2 separate regions of the Homo sapiens genome follow, and region 2 is linked to region 1. Evidence: chromatin contacts called from ENCODE Hi-C data. All regions are on one chromosome and are shown on one strand. Each heading gives the region's core, a stretch centred on a gene start or an enhancer-like site at or near the end of the contact. The rest is flanking DNA. Distances are from core to core; before and after follow the strand shown.

Region 1 (6,926 bases), core at 4,427-6,926:
TGTGGGGGCCATGAGTAGCAAGGATAGCCACTGAAGCATAGAAAGGAAAACGGGGCTCCAGACCCCTAAGCCCTCAAGTCTGCTCCTTCAGATGCAGGGAAGGCAGGCACTGTGTGGTCCACAACATGACACAAGAGGACACAGCCCTGTAGTGAGCCTAGCCCCATGAAGGAGTGGGCGAAGCACCCAAGTTTACTGCACTCAGAATGTGCCAGAAGCCCTCCTGGGGTAAGCAAAAGGCCAGTTAGATCTCTTGAATCTTCTCTATGCCTCAACCTCGTTCCCTTGCCCCACTCAAACCTGCAGAGTCTCTGGTCCCTTCACCAGGCCCCTGGGCACTGCCAGGAGCTGGGGAGGATAGGCCCTATTCCGTGGTTTGTGCCCACAGCAGGAACTGCTGGCATTCCAAGGCCATAAAGAACAAAAGCCAACCCTGAATCTGATGAAAAGCCCTGGGCCTGGGTTTTTTCCTTGGCACTTCCCCAAGAACAGCTGTCAGGAAGGCAGCCACTCCAGGGCCCTGGCACTGGTCTGAGAGGATTCCTGCGTCCTGACTCCTGCTGCTCTGGGCTGGACCACAGGGGCCTAGCTGAGGGGAGGGCATTCCTGCCTGGTGAGCTGCTCTCCTCTCCCGTGGTAGGAAAGTTTTCCAGCCTTGGGGGTCTGACCTCACCCTGGCCACTCCCTGGGTTCCAGAAACTTCCTTCCTGAGGGGAAGGGGCAGGTGTGGAGAGTAGCAAAAACTAGGCTGAAGTGAGTAGAATTTATAATATTTAAGGCAAAGCCTGAGTCACTGGTGCTTTATTTGGCCACCTAGTTGGCTGTCTGCTAGCTGGGTGGCCTTGCTCTCTACTTACCTTCCCTAGAATCCAGTTTCCTCATCTGCAAGATGGGTTGCCAAAAGGGTCTAGCTCATTTTTTCTAACTTAAAAAAAAAAAAAAAAAAAACTATGATTACTAGAGAAAAAAATTGAGCTGTGTACGTCAATCCTTTTATCTCCCTCTGTCACCTTCCTTTTTGTGTCCCCAGGAAGTTTTTTTTCCACCCATTTGTAAGTACCAGGGTCTCCTTCCAGAAGCCCAGGCAACTGCTGCCAAAGGCTGTGGGGTGGGCAAAGAGCCCAAGGGACAAGTGCCCAGGACACATCCCTACCCAAACCAACTGGACAAATGCCACCAGTGGTTTCTTCCAAACTGCCCTCGGCAGCCCAACCAGTGGCTCTTTTCCTTTCACCTGCCAGGACCTATATTTCTATTTCTGAGTTTTCAAAGCCTAGGGAGGTGGAGAACCTGGAATAATTAATGATTGATTTTCAGGCACTGCCACCAGGAGGCCCCAGGGCAGGCTGTCGGCCATTTCCTGAGTGCAGGGACAGGGTTGAAATCCCACGTGGCTTCGGCAGGATTGGGCAAGTCTGTGAGGGGAGAGGGTGGAGCGAAAACTGCCAGTGCCCTGAACACTTCTGCCCTCTGCAAAATGATGAAGTCGCTGCTGGAAGTTCTGCTGGGGTGCTGGCCTTCTGCCATTGACTCTCCCCTCTCTCTGGGTCAACGAATGTTAATTGCTGCCCTCACAGACACCCCTGCCCCACTGCTACCCTTGCACCCACGCCTGCACCCACAGGCACGGGCTCACTGGCCCTTTCCTCTCCAAGGCTCCTTTGGGAAAGGATTAAAGGAACCGACTTCCACAGCAAAACTTTAGGGACATTTTAACTTTGCCCTCTTTGGATGTATTCCTCTGCCTTTGTTGTCTAATAATAATTAACTTTTGTACAGAGGTGTAGTTTTCAAAGGGCCTTCACATTCATAATTTTATTCGTCCTCACAACAAAGCTACGAGGTGGGTCTGACCCTCCCCAGCCCCCCGTCTATATCCACATCATGCAGAAGGGGAAACTGAGGTTCGGGCAGAAGAAATCATCCCATTCTACACAATTAGGGCTGGAACACTCACCTCTGATGCAAAGTAGAGAGCTGCTGTTTTCTTCCTGAAGGGATGTACTTTAGTCCCAACAATGGTTCGTTACGTAGGGGAAGTGGCATGGTGGCAAGTAAGCCAGGAGGATTGTTGGGAGCAGTGGTCTTCCCTCGAGGCTGGTCTCTGGGCATTGTGCCCAGAGAAACCAGGGTACATAGGAGTAAGAGGAAGAGCTCATGGACCTACTGGAGTTCAAGGGTCTCAGTCACCTGAGCCAGCAGGTAGAATGACCCAAGTGTGCAAACAATCACCCACCCAATAGTCAGTTGAAACACGGCAGCTTATAAAAGACCCCCAAACCATCCCACTCCCACACTCTAATCAGCTAGGATGACCAATTCATCCTGATTTGCCCGGGAAAGTCCCAGTTTTAACTCGCATCTAGAAAACACTGTTGGTTTTCGTCCAGGGCAAACCAGGGCACTTTATTACCCTACCACCAGCCCAGTGCATTACAGCTGAGTCCAGAAAAGAAAGAACATCTTTTGAAGGCTCAGCAGATCAGCATAGAATTAAACAAATTGTGGGATATTATGCAAATTCAAAAACCACTGTAGTTAGGCAATTACCTAGGATTGTTGGAATGTTAAACCTGAAAGAATGTTCATTTCCACAAAGAAACGCTCAGATCTGCGGCCAGATCTCTTGCATTTTCAAAGGCAAGGCAGAGTTAGTCTCTCGTCTCTACTTCTGTATTTTGATATTGGCAATGAATTACATTTTCTCAAAAAAACACTGAGTTTAAAAAAATTATAACTAGTTGCCAGTTGATAATATTGCCACAAAAGCCTTATGGGCCTCAAGCCTGAGAAGAAAAGTTGGCAAATGAGGTATTCATTTTAAAAAGTGAGTTCTAAGGCCTGGCCAGGCACAGTGGCTCATGCCTGTGATCCCAGCACTTTGGGAGGCTGAGGCAGGCGGATCACTTGAGGTCTGGAGTTCGAGACCAGCCTGGCCAATGTGGTGAAACCCCGTCTCTACCAAAATATAAAAAATTAGTCAGGCATGATGATGCATACCTGTAGCCCCAGCTAGTCGGGAGGCTGAGGCAGGAGAATCACTTGAACCCAGGAGGTGGAGGTTGTAGTGAGCCGAGATCATGCCACCGCACTCCAGCCTGGGTGACAGAGTGAGACTAAGTCTAGAAGAAAAAAAAAAGAGTTCTAAAAGTCCCATTGAAAGTCTATTAGTCACAGTGCAAATTTATTTTAAAATTTCAAATATCATCATAGGAAGGCATATGATTTTTATTCTTAACTAAAAGCATCATGGATTTTAAGTTTGAAAAAATACTGTGATAATAGGTGATTTTAAAAATATATGTATTTCAAACCTTTCGTTTTGCAGAGGAGGAGACTGATGCCAAAGAGACAGAGTTAAAGCACCAGTTAATGACATTTCCTTGGCCTTGGTCTCAGAGAATTAGGAAGTACCAAGGAACCCAGGCCTGATTTCTGATTCTAATTAGAAGCAGGGTCAGTCCAGGAGGCCTGTGTTTATCTCTGCAGCAGAAGTTCACTGCATTCTCACTTCTTGCTCGTCCTAGATCTTCTCTGCTGAGTCTTCTGGTCACCTGCTATGTCACCTGCAGTCTGGAGAAGAGGTACTGTCAAGGTGTGGGGTGTGTTTTTCCCTGAGGAGTAACCTTGAACAGTGCACATTGTTTTTACCTTGAAATGAAATTTTAAAGATAAATTTATACATGGGACAGGAATGTTCTGATAACTTGCTGGATTTGTCCTCTAAGAAATTTTGCCCAAAAAGGGGATAGGAAAGGGAGAGGGTTCATTGCTTGGGCAGAAAAGATGTGCACAGGCAAGAATGATTGCATGAGAGTCAATGGTTATTGGTACGTATCAGAACCTTAGATTGGGTAGAATCTCTAAGGTTGTCAGAGCTGTTTGAAATGAGGGCGTATTAGATTCACCCTGGAGCATTGCCTCCCTGGTGGGAGGGAATCCTGGGTGGACAAAGAGAGTTTCTGCTGTGGCTGCCACACTCCACACCTCCCCTGCAGCAGGACACAATCCAGGGCAGCAAACTGGCCCATGGGGTCCGGAGGACCTATGCCAAGATCCATTTCCATCCCAACACCCTTGGATTGTCTCTCTCTGGGAGGGACTGCCAGAGAAGTTAGGGATCTGGAGCTTTGAAAACCACAGAGATATTTAAAATTACAATTTTAGAGAAAGATTTAAAATGATGAAGCACCAACTATTTTTGTTTACAGCCCCTCTTTGCAAATGTGGAGGAAACATGTAGGGATACACATCTTCTTCTCTCTTTTTTCACAAGATGATTCATTTCTCCTAAATTGAGAAATGAGAAAGACTGGGTGGAAGGAGGTTGTGGATTGACATGAAAGAGAAAACTTTTTTAATTCAGAAAAATAGTTCATGTGTTTTCACACACGTGTACATATGTGCATACACACACACACACACACACACACACACACATCCAATCCCCCTGAATATCCCAGTTTCCCCTGCACCTTCCTTGCCCCCCTCCCACTGGCTTCTTAGCCTCCTGTCCCAGAACAACCCCACCAGGCCTGCAGAGCCATCACTGAAAAGGGCATGGCTGTCCTCTAGACTGTAATCCTGAGTCCAGAGGTCTGGCCAAAGATTGGAGGAGCATCCAGGCCTTGACCCCCAGGCCTGCCAGTGTTCCAGGACATTTGCTCACTCATACCCACTCACAATCTTACGTGTACCCCGGTTCCCCGACTGAGAGAACTATGAGGAAGGAGGGGGCAGCTTTTGCCATCACTAAGGTAAAGAGGTGCCAGGCAGCTCTGCTCGGTCCCAGGGCTCACCAACCCTGCCATCATTCCCACCAGTGGACCCCTTCTTAACCACACCCAGGCCCCCATATTGCTGAGGCTATTGATTCCTACAGACCAGGCCAGAGGTCAGCTCAGTCCTGTTCCTTTCTAAGGCCTTTCCACACAGAGATGAAGTCTAGGCCCTCAATGCCCTTCCCCTGAACTCTTCTTCCAAGTTCAAAATCCTCAAGGAGCAAGAAAGAGGGCAGGTGGCTGCGTGTGTGTTCCAGAGGAGAGAGGCGAGGAGTTGCTGTGGAATGGGTTATGTGACAATTTTGTTAGCCTGACAATGCAAGGGTGTGAACGCTATCTGTGTAGAACAGAGGGAATGGCTTCAGGTGCTGCTCAGGATTCTTCCCTGGAAGAGGTCATAGCTGTGGTGAGAAGGTAATAGCATCTTGCCTACAGCCCCGAAAGCAGGCTCTACCTAAAGAATCAGGCATAAAACAGAAGTTCCCTCCTTCCTTTTACAAAAGAAAAGGCTGCTTCCTGGTGAGCAAACCAGGGGAGACAGGGGGCAAGGAGGGCATCCTACAGAGACCATCCCTCTCACTTCTGGTGGTCAGTGACCCAGGAGGACCCAGAGAACCTCATCCTCAGGCTCCTAGGCCTCTGTTCCCCACTCCTCCAATATTTCCAGGCCTGCTGAGTTAGGGCTCAGCTGCCTCCCTCTTCCCTCCGCTGGAAACAGAAGCTCCCAGCGAATGTTTCTAACTCCTGAGTCCACTCAGCCATGTCCCCCTTGCAAAATCCTCCCCTTCCCGCACCCCCCTGCACCCAGCCAGCCAATCCGCGGCCTACGAGCCTCGCCAGACCCATCTCCCAGGGCCTCAGCGGGATAAAACCGGTCGGTGATGCCGGGTGGATGGGAACAAACTTCAGAAGGAGGAGAGACACCGGGCCCAGGGCACCCTCGCGGGCGGACCCAAGCAGTGAGGGCCTGCAGCCGGCCGGCCAGGTATGTCACCCAGGGGTTAGCTGGAAGCTGGCTAGCAGTGAGGACGGGGGATGGAAGAAAGGAGAGGGTCCCAGGATGCCTGGCAGCCTTTTCCCTCCCAAGTTAAACGGGATAAGACTGGGACAGCGGAGGGAGTGGGCACGGAGGTTGGAGTCTGGAGCTTCTTCAGCGCACTCCCAATCCTTGATCCTCCCGGGAAGCCTGTTAGCTAGGCTAGGCTGAGGTTGGCCCTACTTCGCCTAAAAATCCTCCTACTCCTGGCAGACGATGCAGGTGTAAAGGATGAGGCCTGGGGAGGGGGCCTGAGGATGCAGGCATCGAATCTCATCGCATCTCATGCCCTTCTCCTGGGTTTGTGCAGGGCAGCGGCAGGCGCGGCCCGGACCTACGGGAGGAAGCCCCGAGCCCTCGGCGGGCTGCGAGCGACTCCCCGGCGATGCCTCACAACTCCATCAGATCTGGTAAGAACGCGGTGTGGTCAGGATCCCCGAGCCCCCGCGCCGCTGAGCGTCCGTGCGTGCGCTCGGGTGGTTGGATCTCGAGAGCGTCAGCACGGGATTCGCGGGACCCACCCGCGTGGGGACCCAGCTGGGGCGCCTGGGGCCTGGCCCTCCGCTGGAGCCGCCTCGCTGTTCTCGGGCACTGGGGTTCCACCCGGCCAGCTGAGCCGCCCTTGCCCGGTTTCGAGGGACCACATGGATCGGTGAGGGGATCTCTGTGGAGTTAGAGGGGGTTTCCTTTGAGCTCCATTCCCAGCCTTGCATGGCGCATTAGTGTGGACATTCTTCGTGCTCTGTCCCTGGGCTGCACCGGTGCTGGACTTGCCGTTTCCCCGTCCCCGACCTCTAAGTCCTCTTCCTCGGGTGCGCGCAGTCCTTCCCAGTGACTCCCCTGGCTGGACTGTGAGCTCCCCGCATCTCTCAAGCCAACGGCAATGGAGCCGGTGGTCCCGGGCCCGGGAGCCGGCAGCGCACTCAGGTGCTCTCCGACTCCTCCTGGCCCAGCACCGGGCAGGCCGGGCGCCGCGCGCGGGGCGTCCGGCTGGTGAGGACTAAGCCGCTCGCGGAGTCAAAACCCCCTCCCCACCTGCGCCCGGAAGCAGGGCCTTCAAACACACTCGAGCTCCCAGGCCGCGATGCCTGTTTTCCCCCTTCCCGGCC
Region 2 (6,926 bases), core at 2,483-4,982, 220 kb before region 1:
GCCCTCGGGCAAGAGAAGGAAGATGATTGGGAGGGTGCCAAGAAAGCCTAGAGAAAGTCCCTTCTGGGTTCAGCGGCTGTAGCCGCTCTCCCAGGACGTTTGTTGGCAATAAATGAAGGAAGGTCGGCCTGGAGACGTTTTCGCACAACGGACAGAGGGGAGTTGGAGCGTAAACCAGCGAGAAGCTGGCATGACATAGGACCCCTCTATTCTCAGTTTGTTTCCAAACTCTTAGACTGCCCCAGCCCTGCCGGATTTGCTAAAAGTGGTCTCTTCTGGACGCTGGTGGGGCTGTGGGGCGGACGGCTGCCTGTGCAAAGAAGAGGGAAGAATTGGAAGCTGGGGTCTGGGCAGCTACCAAAGGTGGGGCTTGGGAACTTTTCAGAACGTCCTCAGAACCGCAGGAGCCAAGAGGAAATCTCCCGTAGGGGATCTCAGGTAGGGCATGCCAAGAAATTCCAAGAGACGGGATGGAGAAGAGAAGCCGGAGAAAAATCGGCCAATTAGACTCCTGTAAAAATGTGTGTCTCCATGTTTGTCCTCCCTCCTGAAATAAGAAATTCATAGCTGGGGGTGGGGAGTAGATGGGGGCTGGGGGAAAAACTTTCTCACATTCACAGAGCAGCTTCCCTCAAAGCGGCACGGAATCGGGAACCCCACTCGGGACAGGGGAAAACGGCCAAGTTCCTAGAAATATGTTTTCTTTGTGGGGAGCAATTCATGATGGGCGTTCTTGTCTGGTTTCCCCCCACTCCGTCCCCTGACGCCGAGTAACACTTAAACCTTTCTAGTTGCAAAGTCTTTTCAGAGTTTTTTTTTTTTTAAGAAATAAGTTTTGAAAATTCTAGTGCTTAAAAAATGTATATATATATATATATATATATGTACATTTATAGCCTTTTATTTTCCCTGAGTACATGTTGGCCACTACATTCCAAATTGATCTCAAACGGTTTTCCAGCTTGTTGGGGGGTGAGGAAAAATAAATGGAGAATATATTTACATGCCCTCCTATTCTTTTCTTTTAGAAGTCTCATAAATAGTAAATTTCCTATTTTAAAAGCCAGGACATTTTCAACCTCAAATATTTGGAATTTTTAAAGGCCATATTAAAATGGATTACTTCTGCTATCTATAATAAATATGAATTGTGAAAATAAATTGTTTGAGGGAAAATAATGTAGGTTTTAAAAAGTTCCATTTAGAAAGGGAAGAATGAGACGTAATAGAAAATAACGATGTAGTGTAGTGACTTAGCATTTTATTTCGTCTATATAACTAGGCTTAATTTTAACACCTTAATTTTAACATTAAAGATGGCACGTCAGACACACAGATAAGAAATCAATGTTCTGAAATTAATATCCTACTTACATTAAACATCCCTATCAGGAAGACACAGAGAGTAGAAGCATTTTGCACTAGACTTAGGAATAACACTTCCAGTTCCAAGGAAGTGAAGAAGGGGGAACATGTTTGGCATCGGAGGCTGTGTTTTTGTTTGCTTGCTTGTTTTTCTTCTAATGCCAGAACAAAATACCCCACTCACGTTCATAGTACCCCAGGAAATGTGCAAATCCGGAAAGCCACAGAAGCCACAGCCGAAGGCAAGAAAAGATGACTTGACGCCCTGCGAAGGTTACGTTCAGGTGGTTTTTAGAGGAACGTAATCCAGCTGTTTCTTTCTAACCATTTTGCAGGGAACAGAAGTTCGTGTTTGCTCTCCAGCAGGATTCAGATGCACACGCCCAGTATGGGCCGCGCAAGGTGGAGTGAGCAGCTGCGGATCGCTCCCCACTCCCACCTGGCTCTAGGAGGGCCCTGCGGACTTGGCCAGGGAACTGGGCGTGGGCGATACTAAAAAAACTGGTGAGGTCCCCTCTCCGCCCAAAGGGGCAGCCAGCGATGTCAGCCTAGAGCCCTCTGCCACCGCCTGATACCGCAGCAGCGCCGACGCGGCCGACAGGTGCCCGCCCAGCACCGCGCCCTTGGTGGGAGCGCAGCCGTTGGCGCAGTCCTCCTCCTGATGCTGCTGCTGTTGCTGCAAAATTGTCCGACAGGCTTGACGGTCGCTGGAGCAGGGGGCAGTAGCTCCACGCGGTCGGGGACAAACTCTGCGCAGCCCCTGTACCCGCTCCCCTGACCCCTTGCATGATACTCTCAATGCTGAAAGAGATGCATCCGCCTCCCGGTGGCGACGCCAGACCCTTGCCCTCCTCCCAAGGCTGAGGACCAAGTGAGGGCTGCAGCACGGGAAGGGTGCCGGGGGTCGCCAGGTCCGCGCCTTCTGCTTTCTTCGGTGCCCCGGCATAGGCGGGGGCCGAGAGCAGTAGGTAGCGAGGAGGATGCGGGTGCAGCAGAGCGTAAGGGCGTCTCCCGGGGGCGGTGTTGGGGTAGGCCCCCGGGACTGGCTGCGGCAGGGCAGGGGCCCCAAGCAGAGGGCCTGGGCGGGGGTTGTGCAGGGCGGCGTGTGCAGCAGGTAGAGGGAAGGGGTGGGGCAGGTGGGCTCCCGGGGTCAGTTGGTGGCGCTTGAAACGCTTCCTACGCCGGAGAAAGCTGCCATTGTCGAACATGTCCTGGGAGGCGGGGTCCAGGCTCCAGTAGGTGCCCTTGCCTGGGTGGCCCGGCTCGCGGGGGATCTTGACGAAGCAGTCGTTCAGCGAGAGGTTGTGGCGGATGCTGTTCTGCCAGGCGGGGAACTTGCGGCGGTAGTAGGGGAAGCGGCCACTAATGAAGGCGCAGATGCCGCTGAGCGTGAGGCGCTTGTGCGGGCTTTGCAGGATGGCCATGGTGATGAGCGCGATGTACGAGTAGGGGGGCTTTGCCGGCTGCCGGGCATCTTCAGAGGCCGCCGCAGACCTTGGCGGTGCCCTGAACTCGGTGCCAAACTCTGAGGGGTCGCTCGGGCCGCCGCCCTCGATGTGCTCTCGGGGAAGCGCAACCCCGCCCCACCGGGCCACCTGCAGCCCCGGCTGGAGCGACTGCTCTAGGAACTTCTGGCTCGCCTCCTCCTCCTCGTCTTCCACCTCGTCTTCATCTTCCTCCTCTCCCAGGACATCGATTTTACCGTCTTCCCCATCGGAGTCCCGGAGGCTGCGCTGCGGTGTGGAGCGAGGGCGCTCAGCTCTTGGCAGGTTCATGGCGGAGCAGGTGCTTCAGTCGCAGGGGATGTGGCGGCCGATCACCTGGCCCGGGGCGGGCTGAGCTGGAAGCCTGGGATGAATGTTGCAAGAAGCAGGAACGCTAGTGGTTACCCTTTGGGATGTTTTCCTCTGCTTGTTTCTACTCCTTTGCAACAACGTCCGGCAAAGATGCCTTTGCCTTTTATAAAAGCTTCTTCAAGACCATGTGTGGTGGACTCCCCCCTTTATAACCCTTCTTCCCCTACCTCGGAGCGGTGCCACTTCCTCCTAACGTAGTCCAGGGATGATGGTCTTCTGGGCAAACACCGTCCGGAGAAAAGCCCAGCCCCCTCCTCCTCGCACCCACCTGCCACCAAGGAAGATGCTCTACTCATCCGGTGCAGCCAGACAAGTAGGCAAGCCTTTGCACGGGTTCTGTTAAGGCGCATTTAAACCCGCGCAAATAAAAGCGAGGTAGGAAAGTAGGATACTCAACATTCTACGACCATCTCGACATGCAGCCTTCCCTCCTGGAGAAAAGAAATGGTGGGGCAGGAGGCTGAAATGTACACGGTTGTTTGTAAAGGAATGTGTAACCGTAAAAGTATGTTTTTGTGTTTCACAGCTGGTAATCACCCATTTTCATTGGTAGAGTCTGTCCTTACCCAGAATGGTGAGCTGAATTATATTTAAGGTTCTGACAATATTCCCAGGCTTCAGGGGGGTGTTGCTTTGCTCCTTCTACCTTCCTTCCCACCTCCCCAAGATGCTCTCCCCTGACTCAAATTTTCAGAAAAGGTTCAAATGTCCCAGCACTAAATTGTGTAAGTTTATTCAGGGAAGGCAGGAGAGCTCACACGGAGTCCTCTGTCCCCTTGTAGCAATGGTTCTCCAATTTCTTTGAATATTTAACCACAGAAATACATTTTATATCACAATCTTACACATACAGACATAATACATAACTAAGATGGCTTTCACGAAACAATATACTTACACTATAGTGATCACTGATATTTCCTTTTAAAAAAAAATGGCCATAACCAACTAAATTGATTTCACACATACCAGTATGGGCCCAGTTTGAAAAATCCTGTTCTTACAAAGTGGCCCCACATACAAGAAATGCACCCACTCTATAAGGGCTTCTCTCTCTCCCTTTCCTCCTTCCTTTCTTCATCCTTTATAACCAATTCATTTTTAGAGACAGGGTCTATGTTGCACAGGCTGGCTTTGAATTCCTGGGCTCAAGTGATCCTCCCGCCTCAGCCTCCTGAGTAGGTGGGACTACAGGCGTGCCACTATGCCTGGCTCTGGCTCTTCATTCTTTTTTTCCTTTTTTTTTTTTTTTTTTTTTTTGAGACGTTGTCGCTCTGTCGCCCAGGCTGGAGTGCAGTGACACAATCTCGGACCACTGCAAGCTCCGCCTCCCGGGTTCACGCCATTCTCCCGCCTCAGCCTCCCGAGTAGCTGGGACCACAGGCGCCCGCCACTACGCCCGGCTAATTTTTTTGTATTTTTAGTAGAGACGGGGTTTCACCGTGTTAGCCAGGATGGTCTCGATGTCCTGACCTCATGATCCGCTTGCCTCAGCCTCCCAAAGTGCTGGGATTACAGGCGTGAGCCACCGCGCCCGGCCTCTTCATTCTTTCAGAAATGTCAACATTAAGTGCTTTTACTGTAATAAAACTTGGGACTTCAATGAGGCAAGAAGGGGCTGCAGTGTTGCCTTTAAATCAGTGGGTCCTCATTCACTGTCTGCACTGGGGAGGGGCAATATGACAGCACAACTGTTCATCTCACTCGCTCCACATCCTTAGAAGTAACACGATTTTTAGATTGGCTTCATGAAAATTAGCTCAGAGACTAAAGTAGCACTACAGAGGAATAAAAAAAATATTTGTTATATAAATAAGGATCTTATTAAAATACTAAGTAAGATACTATGCCACGGTATATATTCATAATTTAAAACCCACCTACTTGGGAAAACTTTGAGGTGCCATCTAATAAAAATGCAGCATGAAAGAATATTATGCCCTTGATAGTCACATAGTGTCTATAATTATGACAACGAATGTTCAGTGAGAAATCAAACGCCAACTGCAAGGGCAAAATATAATAAAAAATAGCTTAAAGTAGCTAGTGCCTTCAGGATAAAATCTGGAAAAGAGCTTTCTTGCTGATCTTTTTTTGAAACTTTGCTGCTCCTGAAGTTTTTACCCTTTAAGGCTCCTCAGTTTATATGAAGCTTGGAGGACAAATAACAGACAGGTTTGAGCCTAACAGATTTGTTTGAATCCCAAATTTACCAATGACTGCTTGTGTGACCTACTAAACTAAGCTCCAGGAGGGCCAGGCCAGGTGTCTTATTCAACCACAAAATCCCAGACGCCTCCTCCCCAGCGCCCCCGGCATGTGAGGCACATTTCCTCCATCAGCATAGGAATCGGATGACCTGGGAAAGGGAGTATTGTTAGTTTTCCCAGCGCCAGCTTCAATAGGGATCGGGGTTATTTAAAAATGCAGGAGAAAAATAAGGAGGCACTCAAAAACAAAACACAAAACCCACATTGAGGGGGCATGTCAAAGGCGGGAACAGGAGATAACGGAAACCCACATTGATGGGGGCATGTCAAAGGCGGGAACAGGAGATAACGGAAACCCACATTGATGGGGGCATGTCAAAGGCGGGAACAGGAGATAACGGAAACCCACATTGATGGGGGCATGTCAAAGGCGGGAACAGGAGATAACGGAAAGAGTTCCCAATGGTCAAAGCTGGGCTAATTTGAGCAACAAAATAAAGCAGTATTAAATTGTAACCCAAAGTATAAAATATTCATGTGTCCACACTGATAAACATAAATGATCGAACTAATAAAGCGAAAGGGACAACTGTCCTTTGCAGAAGAATTTCAATTAATTATGTAGACCACTCCCAAAAAAGTACACTACAACTCCCCATTCCTTTAGTGTGGGCTGTGCATAGTGATTTCCTTCCAAAGAGCACAGTATGAAATGGGGGAAAAGAGTAACTTTACAATGGAGAAACCTGACAAACACTCCTTCAGCCAGGTGATCAGGTCGTCAACATCAACATCAATAACAGTCATAACCTTTTATTTCATGTCATAAAATGGTGACACTTACTTGTGTTAAAAAAATTTAATAACAATGTAATCATTATATCTCTGCAATCAGCTGAAGTTCTAAGAAAAAATGACAATGTTGAAAGTTGTATCATCATTATTATAAACTTTCATGTTCAGTATATGTAAACTCCAAAGCCAATTTCAAAAGACATTTTTGTGAAATACCATTCTTTAAAAAAAAGGATATTATATATAACTGTATGAATGTTAAATGTTTTACAGTACCGATTTGCTACATTTTATGTATGCTGTAAAACAAATACCATTTTAAAGTATATTGGAATTCGTAACTAAAGTAATAAATAAATGCTTGAAATATACCCAGTAGAAACTTATTTTTATTATCCAATCCTTTTGATAAGAAATGCCTCTAGTGTTATGTACAAACTTGATCTTCTTTGAAATGTGTTGTCCACTGCTTTTCTGTTTCTGTCACAGTAGCTATAAACAGCTGTTTAAGGATATCCTTATCTAAATTTCTGCCTGCAAACAAAACAAAATATGACGTGATTACATTATGCTTATTAAAATGACACAGTTCACCTATCAATTCCAGTTCATTAAATGCTTTATGGTGTTTAGAAATTTACAAAAAGAATAGTAATTGAGTGATTCCATCTTTAACTTTCCAGGTCAGTACATCAAAGTC

Evidence for each region. Hi-C counts contacts between places; a loop is a spot of excess contacts on that map. Pooled maps may share reads with other maps.
Region 2: a loop to region 1 is called in a map with no recorded cell type, with 5 times the contacts of the local background. The contact joins the promoter of FOXD4L1 here to the promoter of PAX8 in region 1. A Hi-C loop is called at or near these places in 3 of 37 single-sample maps with no recorded cell type and 7 of 50 pooled maps.

The regions. Positions count from the first base shown.
Region 1 is chr2:113,277,671-113,284,596 of GRCh38, reverse strand. PAX8 (paired box 8) reads left to right here and starts at 5,676. Exons shown (of 12, transcript NM_003466.4): 1 at 5,676-5,766; 2 at 6,128-6,227. The coding sequence starts at 6,203. RefSeq lists a promoter at 5,074-6,203.
Region 2 is chr2:113,495,471-113,502,396 of GRCh38, reverse strand. It overlaps FOXD4L1 (forkhead box D4 like 1), which reads right to left and starts at 3,732. Exons shown (of 1, transcript NM_012184.5): 1 at 1,247-3,732. The coding sequence starts at 3,140. The coding sequence ends at 1,914. It overlaps ZNG1B (Zn regulated GTPase metalloprotein activator 1B), which reads right to left. Exons shown (of 15, transcript NM_172003.3): 15 at 6,193-6,760. The coding sequence ends at 6,654. RefSeq lists enhancers at 1,446-1,981, 1,982-2,519.